Regions from separate parts of the Homo sapiens genome. Here regions 1 and 2 are each linked to region 3. Evidence: read pairs that join two places in POLR2A ChIA-PET (ENCODE). Cell type or tissue: GM12878. All regions are shown on one strand. Each heading gives the region's core, and the rest is flanking DNA. Links, peaks and the distances in the headings are about the cores only.

What was found. Peaks named below come from ENCODE experiments on the same cell type or tissue, not always from the same donor. Only the 100,000 strongest peaks of a DNase experiment are listed, where the experiment ranks them.
Region 1: POLR2A ChIA-PET joins it to region 3 with 7 read pairs; 1 of 35 experiments calls an interaction of 5 or more read pairs at or near these places.
Region 2: POLR2A ChIA-PET joins it to region 3 with 6 read pairs; 2 of 35 experiments call an interaction of 5 or more read pairs at or near these places.

What each region holds. Positions count from the first base shown.
Region 1 is chr10:99,982,288-99,992,739 of GRCh38, reverse strand. The region is part of intron 1 of DNMBP (dynamin binding protein); the gene reads left to right. It overlaps LOC124902490 (a long non-coding RNA gene), which reads right to left. Exons shown (of 2, transcript XR_007062266.1): 2 at 8,633-9,667. Among named protein-coding and RNA genes, the nearest start is that of DNMBP, 22 kb to the left of the region's middle. RefSeq lists enhancers at 7,967-8,126, 9,014-9,223. In GM12878, for the core only: no CTCF peak of the experiment used is centred there; DNase peaks (open chromatin) are centred at 8,249 and 9,319; H3K4me3 peaks cover 1,829 bases; H3K27ac peaks cover 2,595 bases.
Region 2 is chr10:100,232,728-100,243,179 of GRCh38, reverse strand. It overlaps CWF19L1 (CWF19 like cell cycle control factor 1), which reads left to right. Exons shown (of 14, transcript NM_018294.6): 11 at 4,949-5,158; 12 at 6,211-6,330; 13 at 7,416-7,513; 14 at 9,809-10,452. The coding sequence ends at 9,953. SNORA12 (small nucleolar RNA, H/ACA box 12) reads left to right here and starts at 5,878; the gene lies at 5,878-6,024. It overlaps CHUK-DT (CHUK divergent transcript), which reads right to left. Exons shown (of 4, transcript NR_186419.1): 3 at 9,737-9,949; 4 at 8,103-9,227. In GM12878, for the core only: a CTCF peak has its summit at 2,213; a DNase peak (open chromatin) is centred at 4,539; H3K27ac peaks cover 263 bases.
Region 3 is chr10:100,151,535-100,161,986 of GRCh38, reverse strand. It overlaps ERLIN1 (ER lipid raft associated 1), which reads left to right. Exons shown (of 11, transcript NM_006459.4): 9 at 5,753-5,842; 10 at 7,048-7,127; 11 at 9,635-10,452. The coding sequence ends at 9,856. Among named protein-coding and RNA genes, the nearest start is that of ERLIN1, 29 kb to the left of the region's middle. RefSeq lists a silencer at 3,579-3,628 and an enhancer at 5,685-5,734. In GM12878, for the core only: a CTCF peak has its summit at 3,822 (motif pointing left); a DNase peak (open chromatin) is centred at 3,756; H3K4me3 peaks cover 444 bases; H3K27ac peaks cover 2,497 bases.

The DNA of each region.
Region 1 (10,452 bases), core at 1,523-9,522, 170 kb after region 3:
CCTGGCTAACACGGTGAAACCCCATCTCTACTAAAAACACAAAAAATTAGCCGGGCTTAGTGGCGGGCGCCTATAGTCCCAGCTACTCGGGAGGCTAAGGCAGGAGAATGGCGTGAACCCAGGAGGTGGAGCTTGCAGTGAGCCGAGATCACGCCACCGCACTCCAGCCTGGGTGACAGAGCCAGACTCCGTCTCAAAAAAAAAAAAAAAAAACTCCTAGATTCAGGCAATCTACCTGCCTCAGCCTCCCAGAGTGCTGGGATTACAGGCGTGAGCCACTTTACCCAGCCAGGTTCTATTATTAAACCCATTTTACAGATAAGAAAGTTAAGACACAGAGAATTAACTTGCTCCAAAGAAGCAAGTAAGTAATTAAGTAATTGTTTTAATAAAAAGTTAAGTAATTGCTGTAATAAGGGATGGAGCTGCCATATAGATCTAGGTAGTCTGGCTCTATAGTCTGTGCTCTTAACTATTACATTTTGTTTTGTTTTGTTTTTGAGACGGGATCTTGCTCTGTCACCCAGGCTGGAGTGCAGTGGTGTGATCTCAGCTCACTGCAGCCTCAACATCCTGGACTCAAGCAGTCCTCCCACTTTAGCCTCCCAAGTAGCTGGGACAATAGGCACATGCCACCTCACCCGCCCAATTTTTGGATTTTTTGTTTTAGAGATGGGGTCTCACTATGTTGCCCAGGCTGGTCTTGAACTCCTGAGCTCAAGCCATCTGCCCCCTTGGCCTCCTAAAGTGGTGAGATTACAGGCATGTGCTACTGCTCCCAGCTTAACTTACATACGCTCTAAGCTGATCATATTTCTTTTTTTTTTTTTTTTTGAGGTGGAGTCTCGCTCTGTCACCCAGGTAGGAGTGCAGTGGTGCAATCTCGGCTCACTGCAAACTTCGCCTCCTGGGTTCACACCATTCTCCTGCCTCAGCCTCCCGAGTAGCTGGGACTACAGGCGCCTGCCACCACGCCTGGCTAACTTTTTGTATTTTTAGTAGAGATGGGGTTTCACCATGTTAGCCAGGATGGTCTCGATCTCCTGACCTTGTGATCCGCCTGCCTTGGCCTCCCAGAGTATATGGGGTCTTTTGTGATTGGCTTCTTAGCACAATGTTTTCAAGGTCTTCATGATGAAGCTGATCATATTTCTATTTTAAAATGATATGAAGACCTTGAAAACATTGTACTAGGAAGCCAATCACAAAAGACCACATATTACATGATTTCATTTATATGAAATGTCCCAAATAGGCAAATCTATATATAGAGAAAGTAGATTAGTGTTTGCCTAGGGCTGGAGAGGAGAGGGGATGTTGTGGGGAAATGGGAAGTGACTGCTAGTGAGTATAAAATTTCTCAGACCGGCCGCGGTGGCTCACGCCTGTAATCCCAGCACTTTGGGAGGCCGAGGTGGGCAGATCACGAGGTCAGGAGTTTGAGACCACCCTGGCTGACATAGTGAAACTCTGTCTCTACTAAAAATACAAACATCAGCCGGGCATGGTGGCACGTGCCTGTAGTCCCAGCTACTCAGGAGGCTGAGGCAGGAGAATCGATTGAACCCGGGAGGCAGAGGTTGCAGTGAGCCGAGATCACGCCACTGCACTCTAGCTTGGGCAAGAGAGTGAGACTTCATCTCAAAAAAAAAAAAAAATTCTTTATGAGGTTTTGAAGTTCTAAAATTGATAGTGATAATGGTCACACAACTCTGAATATGCTAAAAACTCATTGTACACTTTAAATGGGTGAATTGTATAGTATGTGAATTATGTCTCAATAAACCTGTTTTTAAAAAATGAGATGAAGAGAAACAACCAGAATAATGATGTTGCTTAGAATATCTTTGCCTTCACCTGGAAAAAGCTATATATATATATATATATGTGTGTGTGTGTGTGTATATGTATATGTGTATATATATATATGTGTATATATGTGTGTATATATGTGTGTATATATGTGTATATATGTGTATATATGTGTATATACATGTGCATATATATGTATATTTGTGTGTATATGTGTGTATATATGTGTGTGTATATATATGTGTGTATATATGTATATGTGTGTATATATATACACTTATACACACACTGTCTTTCTTGTCCTTTTTTTTTTTTTTATTCATTAATTTGGGGTGTTTAGTCATTTGCAACCAATCCTATTTTTTATTTTTTTTTTTGAGACAGGATCTGGCTTTGTCACCCAGGCCGGAGTGCAGTGGTGTATCTCAGCTCACTGCAACCTCTGCCTCCTGGGTGGAAGCCATCCTCCCACCTCAGCCTCCCGAGTAGCTGGGACTATGGTTGCACGCCACCATGCCCAGCTAATTTTTGTATTTTCAGTAGAGATGAGTTTCACCATGTTGCCCAGACTGGTCTCAAACTCCTGAGCTCAAGCCATCTGCCCACCTTAGCCTCTCAAAGTGCTGGGATTACAGGCATGAGCCACCACGCCTAGCCAGCCAATCCTAATTTTAACCATTGTATCTGCCTACTAAAAAATCTTCAGGTGCCGCTAATTGCCCAAAAAACAAAACCCAACCTTCCTAACCTGGAAATAAGTCCTGTGAAACCTCATGTACCTCTGTGGGAAAGAATAGTGTGATCACTGGGAATGTGAATGTACGTTTTGATGTATAAATTAAGACAGTTCAGTATGTTAAACCATTCATCATGCAAATATTTACGGAGGGCTTACTGTGTATCAGGCAGAACTCTAGGTGCTTGATTGACATCAGTGAATAAAATAGACAAAAAGAATCCCTGCCCTGTAGGACATACAGGAAACAGGGATGGATCCAAAAGAGAATAGTTAACTCAGATGGTAAGAGTTATGTATGGGTTTAATAGAAGAGGGGGCAGTTTAATAGAAGAGGGGGTACATAGCAGTTTAATAGAAGAGGGGGTACATAGCAGTTTAATAGAAGAGGGGGTACATAGCAGTTTAGCTGATCTGAGCTAGACTAGGTTGAATCCTATAGTCTTCCATTTGGGTTCAAGTCTGTTTTTTCTTTTTTTTGAGACAGAGTTTCGCTCTTGTTGCCCAGGCTGGAGTGCGATGGCGCGATCTCGGCTCACTGCAACCTCCGCCTCCCAGGTTCAAGTGATTCTCCTGTCTCAGTGTCCCAAATAGCTGGGATCACAGGTGCCCACCACCACACCTGGCTAATTTTTGTATTTTTAGTAGAGATGGGGCTTCACCTTCTTGGCTAGGCTGGTCTCGAATTCTTGACCTCAGATGATCCACCTGCCTCAGCCTCCCAAAGTGCTGGGATTACAGGCGTGAGCCACTGCGCCTGGCCTCAAGTCTGTTTTTTCTTGTCTTCATTCTGGGGCCCAGGCTAAAGAGCCAGGGGCTTTCAGGGCATGCTCTTCTAATGGCAGATTACAGGAGCACCAGAGGACAGGCCAAACCATAAAATAATGGCTGAAAGCCTGTGCTTATGCCATCTCCACTCCACTCCAAGTCCTACCAAAATGTGACAGGGAAACATACTCTGCCTGTAGTGGGAGGCACTGCATGATTACACAGTAAAGGGTATGGATATGCAATTCTATATTTGTATACTATTAATGATATACATAATGATATACATTATTATACACATATAATTACACATCTTGTAAGGATATATAATTCCTACAAGAGGGTGAGGATTATTGAATAGCAGTTCTGTCTACTAGCGTATATATTATAAGAATAAGAAGTAGCTGAAAAAGTTTGAATATAGAGGTGAATGGACATGGGTATAGAAAGGGCTAAAAGTTGGCTGGGTGCAGTGGCTCACGCCCATAATCTCAGCACTTTTGGGAGGCCGAGGCAGACAAATCACTTGAGATCAGGAGTTTGAGACCAGCCTGGCCAACATGGTAAAACCCCATCTCTACTAAAAATACAAAAATTAGCCGGGTATGGTGGTTCATGCCTGTAGTCCCAGCTCCTCGGGAGGCTGAGGCAGGAGAGTCACTTGAACCCAGGAGGCAGAGGTTGCAGTGAGCCAAGATTGAACCACTGCACTCCAGCCTGGGTGACAGAGCAAGACTCCGTCTCAAATAAATAAATAAATAAATAAAAATAAAAATAAAATTGTCAGAGATATCAAGATATTGCTAGAGGAGTGGGGACAAATTGTGAATTATGGTGGTTAAATGATGCACTGATCTTTGTCTCGTTTCAGTGTTGCTAGTATGAATTCTAATTCATAACACTATGGTGTAAAGACATTAGATATTTACTTATCTAATCTCATTTTACCTATTCTAAGCTCCCCTCTACCTGGCTATTGGAAAACTTAATTTTAGGTATCATTGGAGCCCTTCTTCCTTTCCTGTACCCAGTGGGCCAGGCACGAACAGAGCAAGACTAACCCTTATATGCAAATCTGACAAGGACATTTAAAGAAAAGGGAGTTATAGACTAATAACCCTTGAGAGCACAGGTGTAAAAATCTGTAACAAAAAAGTACCAAATTGAAAATTGAAGTCTCTAAAGAGGATAATACATCATAAGCAAGTAGAATTTATCCCAGGAATGCAAGGTTGATTTAACATTTAAACTTATGACATCAGAATAAAGGGGGAAAATGGTCATCTCATTGGACGCAGGAAAAGCATTTGATAAAATTCAACAACTATTCATGATTTTTTTTTTTATTAAGCAAAATGAAACACTGCAGAACTGGTGTGAAGTTGTGAACTATTTCCCCCGCCTGCCTCTGAGCAGGAATCCCAATGATCAGACATGCTAACTGCCTAGATGGCCCCGCAAAAGTCTGTGGAGTCTCTAGGACATAGTTAATTAATCGACCTGTGATCATATGCATTTGCTAATTGTTAGGAAGTTAGTAGTCCAGTTTATATCAACTACCACATGCTACTGTTAGTTTCTGTATCAATTTTGTAATATTATTAAAATATCCTTTTTGTTCTCTCTCATAGCAGTCTGTAATATAAATCTCCCACCTGTTTCTTTCTCCTTTCATCTTTTTTTTTTTTTGACATGGGGTCTTACTCTGTTGCCAAGGCAGGAGTGCAGTGGCATGATCTCAGCTCACTGCAACCTCCACCTCCCCTGGGTTCAAGTGATCCTCCTGCCTCAGCTCCCAAGTAGCTGGGACTACAGGTGCACACCATCATGCCCAGCTAATTTTTATATTTTTAGTAGAGACAGGGTTTTGCCATGTTGGCCATGTTGGTCTCGAACTCCTGACCTCAGGTGATCCACCTGCCTTGGACTCCCAAAGTGCTAGGATTACAGGCGTGAACCACTGCACCCAGCCTCTCCCTTATCCCAGCTACTCTTATCTTATCCCAGCTACTCTTCGTAATGTTTTATCCCCAGATTCATGGGTTTTCATGTGGATATATTATTTTCTTTTTCTTATTTATTTGTTGTGGAGATGAGATCTCACTATGTTGCCCAGGCTGGTTTCTAGCTCCTAGCCTCAAGTGATCCTAGCCTCGGCCTCCCAGAATGCTCGGATTACAAGCATGAGCCACCCTGCCTGGTCTTATTTTCTTTACATGTCATGTTAGTGCCCCCATCTCCTGTTAGAGATTTCTTTTTTTTTTTTTTTGAGATGGAGTCTTGCTCTGTCGCCCAGGCTAGAGTGCAGTGGCGCGATCTCAGCTCACTGAAAGCTCCACCTCCCGGGTTCATGCCATTCTCCCGCCTCAGCCTCCCGAGTAGCTGGGACTACAGGTGCCCGCCACCACACCCGGCTAATTTTTTTGTATTTTTAGTAGAGACGGGGTTTCACCGTGTTAGCCAGGATGGTCTCGATCTCCTGACCTCGTGATCCGCCCGCCTCGGCCTCCCAAAGTGCTGGGATTATAGGTGTGAGCCACGTGCCCGGCCTTAGAGATTTCTTTTACATGAAGTGAACCTTCCCACTGTTGAATTTTGGGATGAGTTCTAACATACCTCAAGAGTCATAGACTGTTTTTACTTTGTTGTATTATAATTTCAGCCTCACTTTGTTGCTCATACTCTGGGCCTTGATATACTGTATGGATGTCCTAACCTCTGATTGTTTCAAGCTCACTTGCGTTTGTTGTCCGTTTTCTTCATTAAATATTATCCTGCATATTATCCTGCCTTGCAGGTTTTTTTTTTTTTTTTTTTTTTTTTTTTTTTGAGACGGAGTCTTGCTCTGTCTCCCAGGCTGGAGTACAGTGGCACGATCTCAGCTCACGCCTTGCAGTTTTATATCTGGGGCTTTGTACTTTTTCTTTTCTCTTTTTCAAAATTCAGCTTAAAGTAATTGGAATCATTTTGGCACATTTCCCACCAAATAAATTCTCCCTTGCTTTTGTGAAGGGCAGCCGTCCTTTACCAGAACATATCATGGAAATACTGTTAGTCTCTGAACTAAATTTTTTTTTCCAGAGATGGGGTCTCACTATGTTGCCCAGGCTGGACATGAACTCCTGGCCTCAAGCAACCCTCCCACCTTGGCCTCCCAAAGAACTGGAATTATAGGGACACACCACTGCATCTGGCTAAGAACTAACATTTTAAATCAGAACTTTAATAAATTAATGTGGGTCAAGATTTTCCATGAAATAGCATTAACTTTACTCATGAACATTCCCCTTTGCTTTCTTGAATGGATAAGAAAGATGTATATCCTCTGTGACTTAGAGAGGGAAAAAAGGCTTGAACATCTAGGACATTGAGAGGCCAGGCACCGTGGCTCACACCTGTAATTCCAGCACTTCAAGAGGGCGAGGCAGGCGGATTGCTTGAGCTCAGGAGTTTGAGACCAGCCTGGCCAACATGATGAAACCCGTCTCTACAAAAAATATAAAAAATTAGCCAGGCATAGTGGTGCATGCCTGTGGTCCCAGCTACATGGGAGGCTGAGGCAGGAGGATCACTTGAGTGCAGGAGGCAGAGGTTGCAGTGAGCTGAGATTGCGTCACTGCACTCCAGACTTCACTTTCTGACACCTCTCATCCTTTCATACAAAGAGAAGAAATTATTCATTTAGCCTTCGTGTTGTCTTGTATGAGCTCTTGTATTGTCAAGGACAAGAGAAATGTGCAGTTGCTTTTAAGGTTAGATATTCCTTCTCATTGCTGGGACTTGAGATTTTTTAAATGGATTCTCATTCCCAAAAGGTAATGTTAACTGGAGAGTTCAGTTCCAAGACATAAGGATGCTCGTGGAAGCATATTCTTTTGAAGGAACCTCCACCTGACAGCCCCTACAAAAAGGGAACCCCTTTCCCAGCTCTTCCCAGGTAGGTACTCTCCCCTGGGTGGCTGAGCGAGACCCTGACTCAAAAAAAGAAGGACACTGAGTTCTTTTGACACCATCTAAAGAATCAGCCATTCATTGGGTTTGCCGTGTTGTGGCATATTCTCTGGTTCATCTTGAAATTATATATACATTTTATTTTCAAGTATAGTGGCTGTAGTTTCTATAAAAGGCAAGCAGTACTGCAGTTTTTGTTGTTGTTTGTGTAAAGCTGCTCGTCCCTGGTTTTCCATGGTGCTCAAATGTTGGTACTCCTTAAAATGATCTAAAATCACCTACCCTGCTAATGATCTTAGCTATTTTTAACTCCAATTGGACAGTTTGTTTCCTCCCAATTTTTCTTCCTCAGAATCTTCAGTTTTCTAAATTCTTTTCCTGATTTTTCTTCCAAAATATCAAGAATATTTTATACCTTAAAATAGGTTGAGGCCAGGCACAGTGGCTCATGCTTGTAATCCCAGCACTTTTGAGAAGCTGAGGCTGGAGGATTGCTTGAACTCACGAGTTCAAGACCAGCCTGGGCAACATGATGAAATCCTGTCTGTACACAAAAAAGGGAAAAATTTGTAAATTCATTATCTGGGTGTGGGGGCACATGCCTGTAGTTCCAACTACTTGTGAGGCTAAGGTGGGAGAATCACTTTAGCCTGGGAGGTCAAGGCTGCAGTGAGCCGTGATCATCACTGCACTCTAGCCTGGGCAACAGAGTGAGACCCTGTGTCAAAAAAAATAGGTTGAAAGGTAGAGAAATTCCTCATGTCTTTTTAAATCTTCTGTAGCAGAAACACAAGTTTGTGCTTGAAACAGATAAGAAAAAGAAACAAGATGCCTGCCTTGCAGATCTCACTAACATTTGTCCTCACAACTTGGAACACTGGGTTAATAAATTTTCTTAGTGTCTTCTGGAAACTGTCTTAAAAACTGCGTGTTTTTACACGTTTATTGTGTTCTTTGTTATCTATAGCCACACCCTAAAGTTTCACTTTATAGTTTCACTTAATCTGCACGTCTGTAACTGCTGTCATGTGTATTACATCTGCAACATAGTGGAGCTGTTAATTTTAATATGTTGCTCAGCTACTTAGCTCTGACATGTCCAGTTTATTTAGTTATGAGTCAGTGGTTCTTAAATTTCCACCCATAATTGAGATTCATGCATTATTTAAGAAATGTGAGTCTGAGAGGATACTTAGGAACTCCTAGGTTAACCCATTTGAAAATATTTCTTGAATGTAAATTTCCTCAAACTTTGTAGGTCCTGAAATATTAATCTTGGGACCTCCCTCCACCAGTGCAGTTTCATTAAAAAGACAAAACTGATGTGGAGATATAGAAGTAATTTTTTAAAAAAAGAGCTAAAAATGGAAGGAAAACAGCAGTTTAATATGGGTGGCGTAGACGCTGTAAATTAGTTAAAACTACTGTACTGTGAGAGTCAATCCTGAAGCTTTCTTATTTTAAATTCTGTCTTTCGTAAAACAAAAAAAATTTATAGAAGTGTTCGGGTGGTTTAGATAAGGGTTGCTCAGTTTAAATCCTGAGAAGGACTGAGGCGGCCTTCCACGATTGGTGGAAACTCTGACATGTATCCTGTTCCATCTGGAGTTGTTGCCTTCCAACTTGGGCCAAGTTTGAAATCAGCAAAGTGTTGCAATATAAGTAGTTTCAGACGGTATAGGACAGCAGATTCCTTTACTTTCCTACCCTAGTTTCTCTGGTCAGCTCACCTAAGCCAGCGCAGGGTTTTCATTTGTTCTTCCAGTTCGACATTCTGTACCCTGTGGAACCAGAGTCCGTGTGGTGAGTCAGTGCTGCGGTCCTGGGGGCACGCAGGGTAGGAGGCCGCTGTTGAAGAGCAGATGGCCCAGGCCGTGCTTCTCAGCCATGTGGGGATGCTGCGGCCAAGAGGGGTCCTGCTTTTCCCTCATCTGTTGCTAGTTATCTGAAGAATCTCTGAGGAACCTGGCTGTGACTGCTGACCTTCTGTCCAGAGTGAACTCCAGCGACATAAACCATAGGAGGAAGTGCTGTTTTCCTAGCTTCTCTCATTTCCTTCCTTCCTGAAGCAGATTTAGACTTCATTTTCTGACACCTCTCGTCCTTTCATGCGAAGGGAAAAAATTACTCATTTAGCCTTCGTGTTGTCTTGTATGAGCTCTTGTATTGTCAAGGACAAGAGAAATGTGCAGTTGCTTTTAAGGTTAGATATTCCTTCTCATTGCTGGGACCTGAGATTTTTTAAATGGATTCTCGTTCCCAAAAGGTAATGTTTTCTGGAAAGCAGTTCCAAAACATAAGGATGCTCATGGAAGCATATTCTTTTGAAGGAACCTCCGCTGGACTGCCCCTACAGAAAGGGAATCTCTTTCCCAGCTCTTCCCAGGTAGGCAGTCTCTCCTGGTAGAGTAAGCAAGAAAGGAGAGACAGCTGTTTTTTGTCTTTCAGTTAAGGAAACCCCTTCAGAAGTTTTGTTCTGGGACCCCAGAATTTGAATTTTTTTTTTTTTGGCAGGGTCTCGCTCTGTTGCACAGGCTGGAGTGCAGTAGTGCGATCAGCTTGCTGCAACCTCCACTTCCCAGGTTCAAGCAATGCCACCTCAGAGCTGCTCCCCCATACCCCCGCCCTGAGTAGCTGGAACCACAGGTGTTCACCACCACGTCCAGCTAATTTTTATATTTTTGTAGAGACAGGGTTTTGCCATGTTGCCCAGTCTGGACTCGAACTCCTGGGCCCAAGGGATCTGCCTGTCTTGGCCTCCCAAAGTGCTGGGATTACAGGCGTGAGCCACCGTGCCCAGCCTCACCAGTGCTTTTTGAAAGAATATACTGACTAATTTAGGGGAGTACAGGGAACCCAGGCATTAATATTTTTCTAAATTTTTTTTAAACCTTCAAAATGTATGTCTCCAGTGCTTACCTCTCACCTGGATTTAGAATGGTGGATTTAGGGAACTATTTTTATAGTTTTCCATATACTTTGCTCAATTCTTTATTTTATTTTATTATTTATTTATTTATTTATTTTTTGAGACAGGGTCTCGCTCTGTTGCCCAGGCTGGATTGCAGTAGCACGATCTAGGCTCACTGCAGCCTCCACTTCCTGGGCTCAAGTTATCCTCCCACCTCAGCCTCCCCAGTAGCTGGGACTACAGGCGTGCACTACCACGCCCAGCTAATTTTTGT
Region 2 (10,452 bases), core at 37-8,036, 82 kb before region 3:
AAAATATCTGCATGCAAGTCTTTGTGTGGATATAGACCTAGGAATGGTCTATATTTTGGATAGACCTAGGAATGGATTTGCTAGGTTATATAGTAAATTTATGTTTAACTTTTAAGAAACTGCTAAACTGTTTTCCAAAATGACTGCACCATCTTATATTCCCACCAGCAGTGTATGAAGGTTTCTGCTTTTCCACATCCCTGTCAACATTTGTTATAGCAATAGCCAGTTTTACAAGATAGCTCTCTTTTCCTCTCTCATAAATAGGTATGGTTCTCTAGGGGTGATGCTTTTATATACTTCTTGGACTCTCTGTATTTTTTAGCCCGTCTAATTGAGAGTGATGAGTTCCTTTTGCTAATTACCATTTAAAGTGATTTTCTTTGTCCTAAAAAGGCAGTCTTCTGTTGCTTATATACCTGTATTGGGTTAAAAATGTTGATATTCTTTTTATAGCTTCAGATTCAGAAACTAGAGCCTTATGAAATTTTTTTTTTTTTTTTTTTGAGATGGAGTCTCGCTCTGTTGCCCAGGTTGGAGTGCAATGGCGTGATCTCAGTTCACTGCAACCTCTGCCTCCCGGGTTCAAGTGATTCTCCTGCCTAAGCTTCCCAAGTAGCTGGGATTACAGGCACCTGCCATCACATCTGGCTAATTTTTATATTTTTAGTAGAGACAGGGTTTCACCCTGCTGGCCAGGCTGGTCTCAAACTCCCGACCTCAGGTGATCTGCCCGCCTCAGCCTCCCAAAGTGCTGGGATTACAGGCGTGAGCCACCACCCCCGGCCTATGAATTTTTATCTGGAATTATGTAATGCTGGAAGCTGATTCACACTAACTGATCACATCAAAGATAAAATTTCAGTTTTGCTTAGTAGTGGAGGGTGTAGCTTACTAATGACAGGAATACCCATATTCACACTCCTGGTGTGAGTATCTAGGAACCCAAGATGATGATGATATGGTTGTTTGGTAAGCATTGAATCAGACTATGAGAACGGGATGGTCTTGAGTATGATTTTATTCAGGTGGTGGAAAGCTTGAATGTGTGTGTCTCATGGGAAAGTCATTCTATTTCACATTTCCCCAGATACTTTTGCTTGGGTAGGGCTGGATTAGACATTAAATAATACCAGTGTTTGACTCTGATTTCCCTGGGTTTTCTGTAGACCATTGTTCTTTTTCATTCATTTAGAATGAAGAAAACTTAATTTTTAACACTATAGTCACCAGTGACTAGAATTGGATGTTCCCCAAGATTCCTGAGGAAAATATTTATAAGTCATTTTTGTTTTGTGACAGTTTTGGGAGGTGGGGCCTAATAAGAGGTGATTTGGTCATAAGGACTCTGCCTTCATGAATGGATTAATGTTATCACAGTAGTGGGTTATCATGAGAGTGGCTTTGTTAAAGTGAGTTCAGGTCCCCTTTTGCTTCTTTACTCTCACCCTCACTTGCCCTTCTGCCATGGGATGATGCAGCACGAAGGCCATTGCCAGGTGCCAGTGCTATGCACTTCGACTTCCCAGTCTACAGAACCACAAGCCAAATAGATTTCTATTCAAATAAATTATAGTCTGTGGTATTCTATTATAGCAACACAAGATGGACTAAGACAATTCCTTAAGTGTGTAGTGCTTCTGAAGACAGGTGCCTTCATCCATTTCTCATTGATTTGTTCTACTTTTGGTTTCTGGGGTTGATCCTTTCAACTTATCCTAACAATCTGAGGACCGTTTTTTGTGTCTTCCTTCCTGTAGACTGACTAGAGTCTCAATTTCATCTTACACTTTAAGGAGTTACACTTCTGCCTGTGTTGTTTCCACCTGAAGAGTCTCAGTCTTTTACATTTTAAAAAATGTCTTGGCCGGGTGCAGTGGCTCACGCCTGCTCACGGCTGTAATCCCAGCACTTTGGGAAGCTGAGGCAGGTGGATCACGAGGTCAGGAGTTCAAGACCAGCCTGGCCAAGAAGGTGAAACCCTGTCTCTACTGAAAATACAAAAATTAGCTGGGCGTGGTGGCGGGCGCCTGCAATCCCAGCTACTCAGGAGGCTGAGGCAGAGAATTGCTTGAACCTGGGAGGTGGAGGTTGCAGGCCAAGATCGCGCCACTGCACTCCAGCCTGGGGGACAGAGCAAGACTCTGTCACAAAAAAAAAAAAAAAAAAAAAAAAAAAAGGCTTAATTAGTGGCACACTCCTGTCTCTAGGGGGAGCACTAATGAAGTCAAGGCCGGTGACACAACTGAGCCATAGAACCTGTGGATGAAGTCTTCAGTGGAATAAGAGCAAACTTGAGAAGCTCTAGCTTTTATAGCAGTGCCCTTTTTGGATGATCTCTTTTGCATCTTTTTTCGTCTTTGGATTAGTTTATGCTATTTTTCTCTCCCACACAATTTGTATAGTAAGTTAGGCTTTGAATTGCCTTCTGTTTGGGAAGCTTCAATAGGTTCAAGATCACACGCAGGAGATAAGAGATTTGGAATGTGTGACATAGCTCAGTGCTGCTCTAGGCCTCAGTGAGAAGTGACTTTTCTTTTCCATTCATCTTTCTATTGTCCAGGTTACTCTAACTCAGGGTGTGGGCCTGGGCAACAATCAAGGAAACCTGTTTTCTTCTCATCTAGGCCTGAAACTAGAGGGGAAAAAGGTCTTGTTTGTGGCCCAACCCAACATCCCAAGTAGGCCACATGAGTATTTCAGCCTAGAGTCTACACTGTCCTTAGGTAGAAACCTCTTACAAACCTGTAATGACCTTTGGGTGTCTGTGGAAGAGTTTGGGATCTCCTCCCTGCAATTATTCTTTTTGATTGCCTTTTTTTGTTTTTTAAATTTTTTCCCTGGCTTTCTCTTTGTCGTGCCTTCCTCAAAGGTAGTACATAGAATTGTGCTGATGGTCCATAGCCACAGATTAGTAAAAAGGGGGAAGGGCTGCTGAGAGTGTAAAATAATTATTGCAAAATCAATGCATTTTACTTACGGGGAGAACCATTTATCCAGGTCCTATTTACACATGGTTAGAGATAATTCTAGTATAGAACAGATTAGAAGGTGAGAGTTTGAAAGAGAGAGGAGATTAGGCAAGCGTGAAACTATTCACAAAAATTGCAAGTACAGGATTAGAGATGGTGCAGAGGAGCTCTTTAGTTTAGACATCATTACCTAAAGAATGCACATCATAATAGAGAAGCTGATGTTTATGGCAGTGACCTTCTGACAAAAATAGCTAGACGACTCAGGCTTCTAGAGTAACCTTTTAAACAAATACAATATAAAGTGGTTATTATACAAATAAAAAAAAGTTTTTAGTGCCTGTGAGGTTTTCATCAACTTTAGTCATCTGGAAAATTAACTTTGTCAATATGCTCAGTCCTCTCTGCCAAACAAATCAAGGACAATCATGCTTTAGTATCTTTCCAATACATATCCTGTCATTCTGTTGGACTTTCTTATTATAGATGAGAAGTGATTCCTTCCTTCAGCCTTAACTTTGAGCCCACCACACTAAGAGCATAGTTGGAATAATTTTTTATTTTTTTTCCTGAGACAGTCTTGTTCTGTCGCCCAGGCTGGAGTGCAGTGGCACGATCTCGGCTCACTGTAACCTCCGCCTTCCAGGTTCAAGCAATTCACCTGCTTCAGTCTCCCAAGTAGCTGGGATTATAGGCACGTGCCACCATGCCCAGCTAATTTTTGTATTTTTAGTAGAGACGGGGTTTCACCTTGTTGGCCAGGCTGGTCTTGAACTCCTGACCTCGCGATCCATTTGCCTTGGCCTCCCAAAGTGCTGGGATTACAGTCATGAGCCAACGCACCCGGTCTGGATAATTGTTTTCTAACGTATCTATATTTGCCTGTACTGGTACTCATTGGGCCCTTCTGTGCTCACTCATGGCATCTTCCCATCAGAGAATATCTGAGTGGTAGACCATTCTTGCATGTTTTGGTTTTTACAGAAATATTTTTAGTTGCCATTAAAGGCTGACATCCATTGTTGGAAATCATTCTTTTCTGCCTCTTTGGATGCATCTGAGTTTGAGGTTTTACTTTCCTTCTACCCCATTAGGTTGTATGTTTGCTTTTGTTTTGTAGAATTTAGTCAGCAGCTTAAGGCTTAGGAACATTAGATGCTAATCATGCCATCTTAGCTTTTTTTGTGAGCCCAAGGAGTATATTCGGGGGTGGGGGTGGGAATGAAAGTTACTGGGGAGGCAGAAAGGGGTCATTTTTTTTTTTTTTTTTTTTTTGGAGACGGAGTCTCGCTCTGTCACCCAGGCTGGAGTGTAGTGGCGCGATCTCGGCTCACTGCAACCTCTGCCTCCCGGGTTCAAGCAATTCTCCTGTCTCAGCCTCCCGAGTAGCTGGGACTACAGGCACATGCCATCACAGGCCTGGCTAATTTTTGTATTTTTAGTAGAAATGAGGTTTCACCATATTGGTCAGCCTAGTCTGGAACTTCTGACCTCAGGCGGTCCACCTGCCTCGGCCTCTCAAAGTTTTGGGATTACAAGCGTGAGCCACTATCCCAGCCGAAAGTGGTCATTTTGAAATCAGAAGTTGTATCTTTTTGTGGTTGAGGGTGATAAAAACTGAAAAACTGTTTTCAAGTTTGGAGCATGGGAGGGAAAACCCAGCGATTTGTTCTGGTCTCCCTCAGCTCAGTGTGTTTGAAGCCAAAAGCCTGCTTGTGTGCCTCTCCCAATTCATTTGCTCCTAGTTCATTTGCTACTTGCATAGAAATTTTCATGCCGAATCTCACTCTTCAGCGGATACCTGAGAACATTGTTGCTACAATCTCTAAAATCAGATTTTTTCAAGAAAGAATTTTTATTAATAACCTCAAGTACTTTTCGCCTACACCCTCAGGCTCACTTTTTGTATAGGTTTTTCTCCCTGGAGAATCCTACATGCTGTATTGATGTCTCAATTCTGTGTGCTGCTTCTTCAGTGCTACCTTGCCCTGGCCAAAGGAGGCTTATCTGATGACCATGTCCTCATCCTGCCTATTGGACACTACCAGTCAGTGGTGGAGCTTTCAGCAGAGGTGGTAGAAGAGGTGGAGAAGTATAAGGCCACTCTGAGACGGTTCTTTAAGAGTCGAGGGAAATGGTGTGTTGTATTTGAGAGAAATTATAAGAGCCATCACCTCCAGCTACAGGTAGGTGGTCTGTTCATAGAAACTTGGAAGGGCGCTATGGGGACTTTGATATTGGTAAATAAGTATTTAAATAGGCTGGGCGAGGTGGCTCACGCCTGTAATCCTAGCACTTTGGGAGGCCGAAGCGGTTGGATTGCCTGAGCTCAGGAGTTCAAGACCAGCCTGGGCAACACGGTGAAACCCTGTCTCTACTAAAAGTACAAAAAAATTAGCTGGGCGTGGTGGTGCATGCCTGTAATCCCAGCTACTCGGGAGGCTGAGACAGGAGAATAGCTTGAACCTGGGAGGCAGAGGTTGCAGTGAGCCGAGATTGTGCCACTGCACTCCAGCCTGGGCAACAGAGCGAGACTCCATCTTTAAAAAAAAAATTATATAAAGTTTAGCTTTAATATGTAAAATATTTAATATTTTTATATTAATATTTAAATAACATTCATTTAAAAAGTTTTTAAAGAGTATCTGGTGGTAACCCCAGAGACTTCACAGGGAAGTGTGTGGTCAGTACATGTAAACAGCATAGATAGTAAGTTCCTTGTTTAGAAAAGGAATGGGTAGTTGAGGAAGTTCCAAGGAAGATGTGGGGCTTGCTGGATAAGAATTTGGAAGAAAGTGAGTATTTTGTGTGGAGGCCCAGCATGAGGGAAAGCTTAGTGGTAGGAAATAGTCTCAAAGCCTGCATGGGGCTAGCAGCTCAGAAAATCAGATTGTAAATCATTTGTAGTTGTGGTGGTTTTCTTTTTGGCACATTTGTTAAGTTTTCAAATGGGCCTAACTCTGCCACATATATAATATCGGAGATGGCAAAGGCTTGTGACGGAGATATCTCTCTTAAGCCTTTCCTGCATCAGAGAATGGCTCCCACATGTGTCAGGCTATCTCATAAGTTTAAGTCCTTACAGACAGGCTGACACAGGCTTGTCTGGCCTGAGGATATTCTGTGCTGAGGGGTGTTTCTCCACCCCTGTGATGGATTTGCTACTTCTCAGAGACTGTGCAGGCACAACTTCTCTGGGACCTGCACAAGGAATTTCTCCTGTCTCCCCAACCCCCAGGTCATTCCTGTCCCAATCAGCTGCTCTACTACTGATGACATTAAAGATGCCTTCATTACCCAGGCACAGGAGCAGCAGATAGAGCTGTTGGAAATCCCAGAGCACTCTGACATCAAGCAGGTGAAACAGGGGATGGTGATATTCAGGGAAGAGTAAATATCTGTTTTTTTTGTTGTTGTTTGTTGTTTGTTTGTTTGTTTGAGACAGAGTCTTGCTCTGTTGCCTAGGTTGGAGTGCAGTGGCATGATCTTGGCTCACTGCAACCTCCGCCTTCCGGGTTCAAGTGATTCTCCTGCCTCAGCCTCCCCAGTAGCTGGGACTACAGGCATGCGCCACCATACCTGGCTACTTTTTGTATTTTTAGTCGAGACGGGGTTTCACCATATTGGCCAGGCTGGTCTCGAACTCCTGACCTTGTGATCTGCCTGCCTTGGCCTCCCGAAGGTATTACAGGCATGAGCCACCCACGCCTGGCAAGATCTGGTTTTTGACATGTTGAGCCTAAGGTTTTTGACATGTTGAGCTATCAAGGCATTCCAAAAATGTTATTAAATAGGCAATGGGTTGGGCATGGTAGCTCACACCTGTAATCCAACACTTTGGGAGGCTGAGGCGGGAGGAGCACTTGAAGCCAGGAGTTTGATACCAGCCTGGGCAACAAAGTGAGACACCTTGTCTCTACAAAAAATAAAAAAATAAGCTTGGCATGGTGGCATGTGCCTGTAGTCTTAGCTACTCAGGAGGCTGAGAGTCAGGAGGATCACTTAAGCCTAGGAGTTTGAGGATGCAGTGAGGTATGATTGCACCACTGTACTTCAGCCTGGGCAACATCGCAAGACCCTGTCTCTAAAAAAAAAAAAAAAAAAAAGAGGCAGTGGACAATTTGGAACTAGAGCACTGGGTATTGACTAGACTGGAGATGAACAGGGCATTACTCCAAAGTTTAGTGCTTTCCTGGGAAGAGCAAGAAATTAGAATTTCCTAAGGTAGGAACTTAGAAGGATAGACGCCACTGGGAGGATATTGTTAGTATCTTCCAGTTAGACTTTTTAAGCCCTAGTTCCACTAAGTGGCTTGGGATCTATAGCAACATACATATCTTTTTTTCTTGTGCATTTAGACTGAATTATTTGCCTAGAGATGAACTCAGATTATAGATTTTTAAAGCATTATTGGACATCCTCATACAACTCTGTTTACTTTAGATTGCACAGCCAGGAGCAGCATATTTTTATGTTGAACTTGACACAGGAGAAAAGCTTTTCCACAGAATTAAAAAGAATTTTCCTTTGCAGTTTGGAAGGTATGTTTTTCTTCTTTTCAATGTATTTTCACTAGACCTGCTATGAACAGAGTGGTGGGCTACATGGGACAATTGATAAAAAGCTAAATTGTAAACAGTCCTTGCCCCAGAGGACCCATGGTCTTAGGGCAGATGTTTACATATATGACAGTAATGTAATGTAGAATGTGAAGAGTACCATGACAGAGTTTTGGAGAACAATGTGCTGTAGAAATTCAGAAAAGGGACAGCTCATTTCTAGTTGGTGAAAGCCTTCATGAAAGTGGCAAAGTTGAACCTGAGAGGCATATTTAGAGGGCAAAGATTGAGGTGAGGGCATTCTAGCCAGAAGTGCTAGGGAACTTTAATTGAGCACATACTCTGTGCCAAGAACTGTACCAAGAACTTTACACATACATGACTCATTTAATCTTCATAACTCTGTAAGGTAGGTACTGTCATCCCGATTTACCAGTGTGGAAAATGAGGCTCTAGAGCAGTGCCCGGTAGACTTTTCACAACGATGGAAATGCTCAAATATCTGCACTGTCCAATACAGTTGTGACTAGCCACTTGTGGCCACTGAGTGCTGAAATGTGGCTAATGTGACTGAGGAACTAAATTTTTGATTTTATTTAATTAATTAGAATTTAAATTTAAATAGCCATACCTGGCTAATGGTTACCCCACTGGATAGCAGGCTGTAGAGAGCTTAGGTAGCTTGTCCTAGTCACACAGTGGTAGGTTCAAACCCAGGCCTGTTGGACCTCAAAACTTGAGGTCTTAACCTCAGTGTTCTACAGTATGGTAAAGGCCTAGAGGAGGCTTCAGTTCTGTTCCTCGTATCAGGCAAAACATGACTGCAAAACCATAGAGGGAGTAACATAACTTAAGCAAAGATTGAAGATGGGAAGTTGCTGGCAAGAAGATACAGTTTGAAGGGGAGTGGAAAATGTGTAGAACAGAGTATCTGATGCTGGTGTCTGTGATTTGCAGCTGTTTTTTCTCCCCTAGTTAAAAATGGGCTTTGAGTGAGCCTTGAACCTGTCTTGGACTAATTCAGAAAGCCTCCAAGAGATTGCCCCCTTAGATAAGTCCAGTAAATGTAGTTGTCTACATTTTTCAAAAAGATAAATGGGAACAAGTGTGCTACGAGATTCAGACATCTGACGTGATGTTTTCGTTGTTGCCTCAGCAACAGATGCGGTTATGAACATTGACAACATAAGCACACGATTGCAGATACACATAGGCGTATAAAGCACACAAAAAGAAGATTCTCTGAATGGTTTTGTGCTTATGATGTATTTTCAATATTGAGTAATTATCAAGATACTAATTTATAGTTATATAGCATTTTATAGTTAACAAAATATTTGAAATGGCATATTTTTTTCAGCTGTACAAGAAAGGTAGTTCTATTTTCCTTTTATATTTGAAATAGGCTCAAAGTTTGCCCAGGGAGCTTAGGTTCTTTGACTTATAGAGAATTCATGATTTGTTTCTAACTCTTCTATTTACTGTAACTTCAAAGTGGAAAATGAACCATATAAATGTGTAATAGAATTATTTCTAATATATCAAAATAAGTAAAAATAAAAATATAAAGCAATGGCGATTAGAAGGCAGCTTGTGTGTGAGTGTGTCTGTATGTAGTTATTCTTTAGTCCTAAGAGCCAAGATAGTTGTTTTGTTGACATTGGGCTTGTGCTGCTGTTACGTGGGCCTGAGTCCCCTAGAAGGAGAGGCAGAGGAATTTTAAATCAGAGTGGGTATGACTAGGCTCCTGACTCTGCAAACTCATGTCTAGTTGAGGTGACAAAACTACAGTTTAAGGCAGGTTGTAATCACAGCTAATATGGCACTTTGACTGTGTTATCTCTGTACCTCACAAAAACCCTGTATGGTGGGTGTTCTTATTTGCATTTCATAGGTGAGGAAATCAAGACTCAGAGATGAAATCATCTGTCTAGATCATAGATAGCAAGTGGCAAAGCTGGAAATGGGATCCAGTCTCTGATCTTTCTCACACCAGGGCCTGCCCTTTTTCTATGTGGTGTTGCTTCTCTAAGTACCAATAATATAGTTCCAAGTTTTTTAAGAGAGGGAGAAGCAAGTGGGGTTTGAAGGATCAGGAAATATATAGTACCTGAGCTGGTCATTTAAAACGGGTATGATTTTGATCAATAGTATGGCAGAGATGGCACTCAGGGCAGGAGAGCAAAGTCAGAGAAATTTGCATACCTCCTTTGGGTGATGTTGAGGAGAGCTCAGGCTGATAGTTTCCATTTTGACTTCTTTGTGCTATTTCTGCAGGGAGGTCCTGGCCAGTGAAGCCATCCTTAATGTTCCTGATAAGTCTGACTGGAGGCAGTGTCAGATCAGCAAGGAAGACGAGGAGACCCTGGCTCGCCGCTTCCGGAAAGACTTTGAGCCCTATGACTTTACTCTGGATGACTAAAACAAAGGGAAGAACTTTTTATGAACTCCACAGGAAGTAGTAAAGCTTTTTTTTTTTTTTAATTAAAAGAATTTTTTTTGAGACAAAGTCTCGCTCTGTCACCCAAGCAGGATTGCAGTGGCATAACTGTGGCTCACTGTAGCCTCAACCTCCTGGGCTCTAGAGTTCCTCCCACCTCAGCCTCATGAGTAGCTGGGACCACAGGCGCATGCTACCATGCCTGGCAAACTTTTTTGATTTTTTATAGAGACAGGAGGGTCTCCCTGTGTTGCCCAGGCTGGTCTGTAATGCCTAGGCTCAAGGGATCCTCTGCCTTGGCTTCTTAACCTGCTGGGATTACAAGCATGAGACACCATTCCTGGCCTAGAAGCCTATTTTTAAAGAAACTACAATCTCCCATGGGGACTGTTTCCCTGCCTCTTTTGTGCAGTCCCATGGAACTTGCCTACAGCAAGAGGCCTAAGATTGAATCTTTTTGGGGAAAAGTCATTCTAGGATG
Region 3 (10,452 bases), core at 590-8,589:
GTAAGACTTTTATTCTAAAAGTTTTAAAGTTTTGCTTTTCATATTTAAGTCTTTAGCCCATCTAGAATTTATTTTGGTGTTGAGTATGACATAGGGATTCAGTTTAATTTTTTCAAGTGGCAAGCCAATTGTCTCAGACTGTTTATTGAATAGTTTATTATTTCCTCTACTTATTTCTAATGCCATATCCATCATATAATAAGATACTATACATAATTTATTCTGATGCCATAATCTATTATTTTCCAATTTTTTGGTCTCTCCTTCCTCAATATTAATTTGTTTTAATTATTGTAGCTTTTATGTTAAGTCTTGCGATGTGGAGAGTGAGTTGTGTAACTATTTCTCTTACCTGTTAACTATTCCTAACTATATTTAAAATTATCCTGGACTATTCTAGGCCCTTTATTCATCCACATGAATTTTAGAACCAGCTCCTTAAGTTTTGTGAAATATTGTGTTGGGATTTTGATTGGAATTGCATTGAATGTATGCATCAATTTGGAGAAAATTATGATATTGAGTCTTATAAATCTGTTTCTCCATTTAGGAGAGTTGTCTTTTAAAAAGTGTCATAATTTTCTTCTAAAGTTCTTGCACATTTATTAAAGATTTGTTCTTATATACCTTTATTTTTTTATTGACTTTTTTAAAGGCACATTTTCTAATGGGTTTTGTATAAGTATGCTGTTGATTTTTTTATTTAGCAATATTGCTGAAGATGCTCTTATTTCTAATAGTCGCTTAGATTTCCCATGAACAATCATATGGTCTTCAGACAATAGGTCCTTATCTTCACATAAGGACAATTTTATTTTTCTTCTAAGTCACATACTTTTTATTTCTTCCTGTCTTACTGCTTTAGGCTATGACTTCTAAGTACAGTGTAGAAAAGAAAGTGACAAGTATTCTTGTCCTTAACTTTAAATAGTCCCAGTGACATTTGCTGTACTTAACACTGGTTAATAAAGTTTCAATCTGTACTTTGCTTGCTGAGAGCTTTCATTTTGAATGGCTGTTAAAACTTTCAGAATTTTTTTGAGACAGGGTCTCGCTTTGCCACCCAGGCTGGAGTACAGTGGTGTAATCACAGTTCACTGCAGCCTCAGCCTCCTAGGCTTAAGTTATTTTCCCACCTCAGCCTCTCGAGTAGCTGAGACTACAAGTGCACGCCACCACACCCAGGTAATTTTTGTATTTTCTGTAGAGACAGGGTTTCACCATGTTGCCCAGGCTGGTCTTGAATTCCTGAGTTCAAGTGATCCACCTGCCTCAGTCTTCCAAAGTGCTAGGATTACAGGTGTGAGCCACTGTGCCCAGTCTGAAAATTTTTTCTACATATATTGAGATGTTTTTAAAGCTGTTAATATGGTAAATTATATTAACAGATTTATCTTTGTGTTTCTGGGACAAACAATCCACTTGGTCATTATATAGGTCATTATATACATTTTTATATAGTTTGCTGATAATTTCTTTAGAATTTTTACCTTTATTTTCATAAATGAGATCAGCTTATAATTTTCTTATACTTTTAGTGTTAGGTTTTTTTGTATCATGGTTATACTATCCCCAAGATGAGTTGAAGAGCATGGCTTCCTTTTCTGTGTTCTATTGTATATCACATCATTATGTATCAGATCTGTATAATTTCATCTTTGTAGGTCTGGTGGAACTCGTAAAAGCCATCTTAGTCTTGTGAGGTTTCTGCTTTTTTTCATTTGCTTTTTGTGGTAACAGTTAATCTATTGATTTAATTCCTGTATTGAGTATAGGTATATTCAGATACATGTTTTCTTTTTAAGCCAGTTTTGGTAATTATATTTTCATAGAAAATTGTTCATTTCATCTGATATTTCAAATTTTGGGGCATAAATTTGTTCGTAGAATTCTCTCATGATTTTTAAAACCTCTACCAAATCTGTGTGCCCCTTTTCATTGCTAATACTGTTTTCTTGTGCCTTTTCTTTTGCTGTATCAATTTTGCCAGAGGTCTGTTTTATTTTATTTATCTTTTCAGAGAATTGGCTTTTGTTTTGGTTTTGTTGATTGTTACTTTGTTTAAATTATATTATTTACACTTTTTAAAAAATATTTCCTTCCATCTTTTTTTTTTTTTTAGTTCATTTGTTCTTTTTTAACTTCTTGAGTTGGATAGTTAAGTTTAAGTCTTTTCTAGTGGAAACATGGAAGATTATAAATTTTCTTCTAAGGATTGCTTTAGCTATGTTTCACAGGTTTTGAAATGTACTTTGTATATTGGTGTTCAGTTTTAATTCTAAACCTTTTCCTTCTAATTTCTTCTTTGGCTCATGAATTATTAAAAGTATATGCTTCAATTTCTGGTTTAGTGGGTTTTGAGGGGCTACCTTTTTATTGTTGATTTCCAGTGTTACTACATTGTAGTCAGAAAATAAGACCTGTTATATGGATTCTTAAATATTTATTGAAAATTGCTTTGTGGCCTACCTGTACACGGTCCTTTTTTGTAAATGTCTGTGTGCTTGAAAAGATTGAATCTGTGTTCTCTGGTTGTTGGATGCAGGTTTCTTTATATACTCATTTGGTCAGGCTTATGAATTGTGTTGTTCACATCTTCTGTATTCTTCTAATTTTTGCCTTCTTGACCTATCAATTACTGAGAAGGATGTGTTAAAATTTCCCACTATGACCATGGGTTTGTTGACTTGTAATTTTTTTCTTTATATATTTTGGGACTATATCATTAAGAACATTCAGGTTCAGGATTGTTATATCTCCCTGGAGAATTGCTTCTGTTTTGTAATAATCTTTATCCCTAGATATGTTTTTAACTTAAGAGCTATTTTGCCTGATAATATAGCTATACCAGATTTTTCTTGGTTAGTTATTTTCTTGGTGTACCTTTTCCCATTCTTTTACTTTCAACTTTTCTATGTCATTATGTTTTAGGTGTGTCTCTTGTAAACAGCATATAGCTGGATTTTGTAATCTTATCCAATGTGAGAATCTGTCTTTTAACTGGTGAGTTTAGTCTTTTTATATTTATTGTGGTTACTGCTATATTTGGATGTGTTTGTATCATTTGATTATGTGCTATTTACCATGCATTTTTCTCTGCTTCTTTTTCCCTTTTCTGATTGGTATTGAATTGATTGAATTTTCTTTTCTTTTCTTCCTTTTACTTGATTGGAAGTTTTACATTCCATTGCTGGAATGTATAACTAGTTGTTAATCATTCTATCCTCTTCTTGAACAGTACCTTAGAATGCTTTAACTCTTATCACTGTCCTCCAGTCTTACATTTTATTATTGCGTAGTATTTTAGTTTCATGTTGTCTTTATCCTCCCATCAATTATGATCATTATGATTAATCCTTACAGTAAACACTTATTTTGATTGACATGTGTTGAGTAATGTTTTTTCCTCTCCATTGTTTCTGGTGATTTTTTTTTTCTAGTAATTTTTTTTTCAGTGAAGACTAAGGAGTGAAAGTTATCTTCGGTCCTCCTTGGTCTGAAAATGCTTTTATTTTATCCTTGAATGGTAATTTAGCCTACAATTCTAAACCAAGCTAATTTTTCCTTATCAATATGGCAGTATTATTTCAATTTTGTTTGGCTGCTTGCACCTATTTACAAGTATGTTGTTAGTCCAGTTGTTCCTTTTGAGTAATCAGCCTTTCTTCTCTTTTTGCTTTTAACATGTTTCTGTCTGTATTTGGGTGTTCTTCAGTTTCACTGTGATGTGGCTAGGTAGAGAAGAGGTTACTTCTTAACTGGGCTGGTTGGTAGAGTGTTTTAGTTCCCCTTTCATTAGAGTTGCAGCCCTCTAGAGGTCTCAGTTTTATGCAAGGGTCTTAGTCCTAATATCACAAGGCCTCATCTCCTGGTCTTGCATGGGTAAAAACCCAGGTCCCACTCCCTTCTTGTCTAATAACCACCCCAGGGACACCACCATACAGGCTCTCGGCTCCCCCTTGGCTTAAGTTACTTGAGGATCTCTCATTCTTTCTTACAACTCAGCCATGCATTAAAAAACAAATTTGCTATATTTCATCTAGCATTTTAAGAGGTTGTTAGCTAAAGGGTTTTCTCTCTGGCCTTTTGGCCTTTTGCACCATTTTTCTAGAAGTCTGGTCGTGCTTTTTATTGATTTATTCCCACATGACAGAGCTTTGTTGAATGAGATTACCACAACAGTCCCCCTATGTTGAGGTAACATCCTTTGGGTTCTAGCTGCAGGCTTCAGATCCCTCACCTTTTATTCATGTTTTATCTTGAGTTTCTGCTTACAGTTCAATTTCTAGCCCCATTGAACATAGTAGTTTAGTTTTTGGATGGTGTAATATAGATTGATTTTACATTGGTGGAGAAAGAGGGAATTATCTCCTGGAGCAGTTCGTAAAGCATACTGTTTTATGGAAAGAAAAAAATCACTTGGAAGTTTTCTTTCCATTATGTACTTTTTCTAGGGGTCAGAGATAAGATGTCCTAAAATACCCATCTTCTTTGACTGAAAAGGAGAATTGAGAATGTTCTTTAAGAATAGCAGTGATTGAATGTAAAGTGTAATTCAAGTCTTTCTTCCTTGTCCTGGGTCATTTGGGTAGGCCAGAGGTTTATTAAGGGTGTTGAGTTTCCTCTGCATGTACTTGCTTGCCACACCAACATGTTCACTCCCAATGCTTGTTTTCACCTTCTCAAATGAATCACCCTGCTTTCTGCTTTATTTCCCTACAGCAGTTGGAATACTCCTCTTCTGATACCATTTTCATCCTGTCATTTCCCTAATGGTAACTTAACAGTAGATCCTGAGTATAGTAAAACTAAGCTCCTTAGCCTGTCACTCAAGACAGAGGTCTCCTAGCCCTCTTTCTCTTCTTATTTTATGTTGTCTTCGCTTGTTGGCTGGTTCCATATCACCTCTCCATTGTGACTTGTTCATTTGTGCCTTCTTGTCTTTCTTTTTTTTGTTTTTGTTTTTGTTTTTGAGGCAGGGCCTCACTCTGTCACGCTGGCTGGAGTGCAGTGGCATGATCATGGCTCACTGTAGCCTTGACCTCCCAGGCTCAAGAGATCCTCTTGCCTCAGCCTCCTGTGTAGCTGGGACTATAGGCACGCACCATCATGCTTGGCTAATTTTATAAATTTTTTCTAGAGATGGAGGTCTCACTGTGTTGCTTAAGCTGGTCTTGAACTCTTGGGCTTAAGAGATCCTCCTGCCTCAGCCTCCCAAAGTGCTGGGGTTACAGGCGTGAATCACCATGACTGGCCCTTCTTGTCTTTCTCTGTGCTTCCTGGCATGTCTTCTTAGGTCATATCCATTATTTCCTTTAAGATTACTTCCAGAAGGTCTTCCTTGGTTTAACTTATGTCACTCATTCTTTCTTTCTCCTGCCACATTAATTGTCCTGTGTTGCCATGCATTTATGTTGCTCTGTTTTTGTTCTGTGGTACTTTCATAAAGTATCTTTTTTTCCCATTAGCTTGTGGACCGTTGCTACAGAGTTGCATGAAGGACTGGCACTTTAACCTTTTTTTACTCCTTCTTCCCACAAAACTAGCACTGTCAAAATAGAACAGTAAATTAGGAAATAAATTCCCTTTTTTCCTTTGAGTAGTTTACAGTCTGACTAGATAAAACTTAGTGAAACAATTAGCACATAAAACTTTCTGTAATTAAATGTTAGACTGTGTGCTGCTGGTTCGAAGTGCCTCAGGTACTGTAGAAATGGTTTTGAATGTGTCTTCTTATGTTGTATGATTATAGAAGCAGAGAAGATTGCACAAGTGGCAAAAATTCGGTTTCAGCAGAAAGTGATGGAAAAAGAAACTGAAAAGCGCATTTCTGAAATCGAAGGTACATTGTGGGGAGAGGATGAAGCTCTGCCTGTCCCGAACTGCCTCCTCTCTGCTCCAGGGTTCAGGCCTTTGATTGTGGTGGGTGAGAAGGCCATAGACAGAATAATCTGGTCTGGAGGAAATAGCTGGCCTGATAGTCTAAATAAATTTTTTTAAATTGCTATCACATTTCCAGCTTTTGGGTTTGTTTGTGACTGTGGGTAGCTCAGCTTTCCTTTTCTTCCTTAAATTGGGGCTTATTAGCTACCACTTTATTTTCAGGCAGACAAGGTATGAAAATTACCCATAATCAATAGTAAAGAATATACAAGATAATAAACCCCATCTCTGGCCGGGCGCCGTGGCTCACGCCTGTAATCCCAGCACTTTGGGAGGCCGAGGCGGGCGGATCACAAGGTCAGGAGATCGAGACCATCCCGGCTAAAACGGTGAAACCCCGTCTCTACTAAAAATACAAAAAATTAGCCGGGCGTGGTGGCGGGCGCCTGTAGTCCCAGCTACTTGGGAGGCTGAGGCAGGAGAATGGCGTGAACCTGGGAGGCGGAGCTTGCAGTGAGCCGAGATCCCGCCACTGCACTCCAGCCTGGGCGACAGAGCGAGACTCCGTCTCAAAAAATAAAAAAAAAATTAAAAATAAATAAACCCCATCACGACCAGTTTCTTTTCCACCTGTCCAAAAAAAAAACAAAATTAATTGGGGGGAAAAACAGTTTTCATGGAGGGCCTCACACTACTTGATTTCACATAGTGAGATGTTGATGTTCTTAGCTCGGTCTTGAAGTCACTTGTTATATATTGCTGCTTCCTGTCTGTCTCTGTTGACTGATTCTGGATGAAATTTGGGGGGGGGCTGGAGACAATGCAGTAAATAGAGCTTTTATGTCTGGACTTATTTTACTTGAAGCTTAGTACCTGGGTGGAATGTAAGGCTCTGGGTGATAGGAGGTGGGAGAGTGGGTGGAGGAGAGAAGGAACAACTTAGAGTAGAAAACAAGTAGGCTCAGATGAGCTGAGAGTTATTTGACAGTGAAAAGAGTATTCCTCGTAGAGAAGTTGCTGTTTGGGGACTGGGACTTGAAAACTGCTAATAGGTTTTTAAAACTTTCAATGTGAAATAAGCAGTCACAATATTAAGCAGTGGGGAAAGGGACTCTTAACTAGCTGAGGGAATGGATTGACACCTTTCCTTTGTTTATTTGCTAGATGCTGCATTCCTGGCCCGAGAGAAAGCGAAAGCAGATGCTGAATATTATGCTGCACACAAATATGCCACCTCAAACAAGGTGACTGGCTCCCTGGCCACTTTCCTAATGATGCATTTCGGGGTTTTGCTTTCTCTTTTCAGGAGCTCTGATATGATAGAAGTGATTTTATCCATTGTCAAGAAAGTGTAGTGACCAAGACATCCTCCAGAATTAGTCAGTTAGCAAGAAATATTTCACATTGATTGGGTAGGGACACAGGCCAAATGCCGTAATTCCATTCATTTGTACTGCTATATAAGGCTGAATAATTAATTAAGTTGAAGGTCTTCTGAAATAAGAGTGACAGAAGAGTAAAGTCTATTTAGAATTGCTTTCCAAATAAGGTAGTTTTTTTGGTAGATACTTAGCTTGATTAGAGCAGTATTTCTCATCAAAGGCATTCCTGGCATTTGGGGTTGAGATACTTTTTCATTGTTGAAGACCATCTCATGCATTGTAGGATATTTTGTATCCCTGGCCCTTGTCTACTGAATGTCAGTAGTGGTCACCAGTTGTTTTAACTGCCACACACACATGCATGTATTTCCATATGCCCCTTGTTGAGTACTCCTTGTTTATTGGATTTAAAAAACTATTCCAGTCATGAGGAATTTCATGTGGGATAACTTGAGAAGGCAGGTTGGGTGATATATAGGTGATAATTTGGTGTAAGGACTGGGGTAAGCTGGCTAGACGGTACAGGGCTAGTGAGCAGGGGCTATTTAAGAGGCAGCTAGAACTCCGATAGTATTCTGAGAAGGGAAGGGTATGTCCAAGATTTATAAGGTTATCGTGGAGCAGATTGGAACAGATAAAGGGTTGAGAAAGAGATTACTAAAGTGGATGATGCAGTTTGAAGGATTAGAGTCAAGTTTTAAGATATAGACAGGGCTTTTAATTTAGAAAGGAACAACATAATCCGTATTTAGAAGAAATGATAAGATGATAGAATGAGAGTTGTCAGTACTTTGAAAACCAATATAAATTTTAAAATGAACATAACATTGAAAGACACAGTTCTATAGACACAGAATGGAATTTGGCCAAAAGAAAGGCATGACAGGAAACTCCAGTTGAGGAAACTAGGAGTCCAAATCTAATGGGAGAAGCTCGTCAGGCACAAGTTTCAAGACCTTGCCATTGAGGTCTACCTTATTCAGAAAGGGGCAGTAGTTTTATGCCATTTTGAAAAATGTGACTCAGATACTAACCTATATTAAAAAGGCTTGAGGAAGAAATGTGGTTGTGCACTATGACCAGATTTGATTGGAGTGTTTCGACAGAGGATATGAATCACCTGGAGAAGATAGAGATCCAAAGAGTGAAAGATGTCAAAGTGTAGAAAATAAATGCTGTAGGACTGTGAAGGACAAGATGGACTTTTGCCTGGGGGACAGGCCAGGACTCAAGATAAGGAGAGGATCACAGAGCAGGGTCTGAGGGGCTTTGAAAGGCATATGTTACAGGGAACAGTGGAAATGGGTTTTAATCAAATCCAGATAGATTCTGGTTAGATACATCTTGGCATCCTGATTTAGACAAAACAAAACAGTGTGACAGAGGGAGATCTGGTGGTCGACGAGTTTTAATCAAACCCAGATAGGTTCTGGTTAGATACATCTTGGCATCCTGATTTAAACAAAACACTGTCACATAGATCTGGTGGTCGACAAACATCTGTCTGTCACAAGCAGCTTAAACATCCAGCTTCTGGGGAAAGGCAGAAGGCCAGATCAGGTGACAACTTGAGATTTTATTCTAGTTCTAGAATTTGTTCAAGAAAAGCAGAATCACAGCTAATGATAAGATAATGAGCACCAGCCCTTCCTTTGAAGTTCTGCTCTCATCCACTGACCTGTGTATCTCTCTCAAGAGAATCAACAGAGAACCAGGCATGATGGCTCATTCCTGTAGCCTCCCTGGAGGCTAAGATGAGAGTATCTCTTGAGCCCAGAAGTTTGAGGCTGCAGCAGCGAGCTATAATTGAACCACTGTATTCCAGCCTGGGCAACAGAGTGAGATCTCATCTCCAGAAAAAAAAAAGGCTGGGTGCAGTGGCTCACATCTTTGATTCCGACACTTTGGGAGGCCAAGGTAGGAGGATTGCTTGAGGCCAGGAGTTTGAGACCAGCCTGGCAACATAGACCCCATCTCTACAAAAATAAAAATAATTTTTTTAGAAAAGAGAATCAACAGAAACTCCAGACCAATTCCAGGTTGAATTCAACTAGATGAAATGAAAGTCACTTTAGAAATATTAGTTATTATCATTAGTTATCACAAATTGTTTTCCAACTCCCCCATCCTTTTATTAAAAAGTGAACAGCTTCTCTTGCATTAAGTCAGGAGCTTAATGAAGGAATTTTAAGTCAGGAACGCAGCTGTTAATGTGATAGCCACTCTCCAAAGTGAGAGAGGGTCATTGGCAGTTATTCAGACTTGACTCATGATACTCAGGAGAGCAATAGGTGAAATGTATATAGGGAGAGAGAAGACTGTTGCACCAGAGTATTCTGATGCCTTTGCTCTTGTTTGCTCCCACACAGCACAAGTTGACCCCGGAATATCTGGAGCTCAAAAAGTACCAGGCCATTGCTTCTAACAGTAAGATCTATTTTGGCAGCAACATCCCTAACATGTTCGTGGACTCCTCATGTGCTTTGAAATATTCAGATATTAGGACTGGAAGAGAAAGCTCACTCCCCTCTAAGGAGGCTCTTGAACCCTCTGGAGAGAACGTCATCCAAAACAAAGAGAGCACAGGTTGATGCAAGAGGTGGAAATGTTCTCCATATCAAGATGTGGCCCAAGGGGTTAAGTGGGAACAATCATTATACGGACTCTTCAGATTTACAGAGAACTTACACTTCATCTGTTCCACCTCTCCTGCGATAGTCCTGGGTGCTCCACTGATTGGAGGATAGAGCCAGCTGTCTGACACACAAATGGTCTTTTCAGCCACAGTCTTATCAAGTATCCTATATGTATTCCTTTCTAAACTGCTACTCATGAATGAGGAAAGTCTGATGCTAAGATACTGCCTGCACTGGAATGTTAAACACTAAATATATAACAAGCTGTGTTTTCCTAAGCTGAGATCTGTTGAATAATGTTTACATTCGTCCCCCGGGGAAATGTATGCTCAGCCACCATTCAAGAGATGACTGAGAAGGAGATGGTAAGTTCAAGAAGACTGATTGCACCTGGGACCCAGGCCCTTTCTTTGGGATCCAGTCCCAGCCTTCATCCATGTGATTAAGATCCAGGCCGCTGAAGTTCCCCAGGAAATGATCTTCCACTTGAGCAACCTTTTACTTGATACGATTTGCACCTTTCTGTTTTCCTGCAGTCAGGGTGGTGGCCT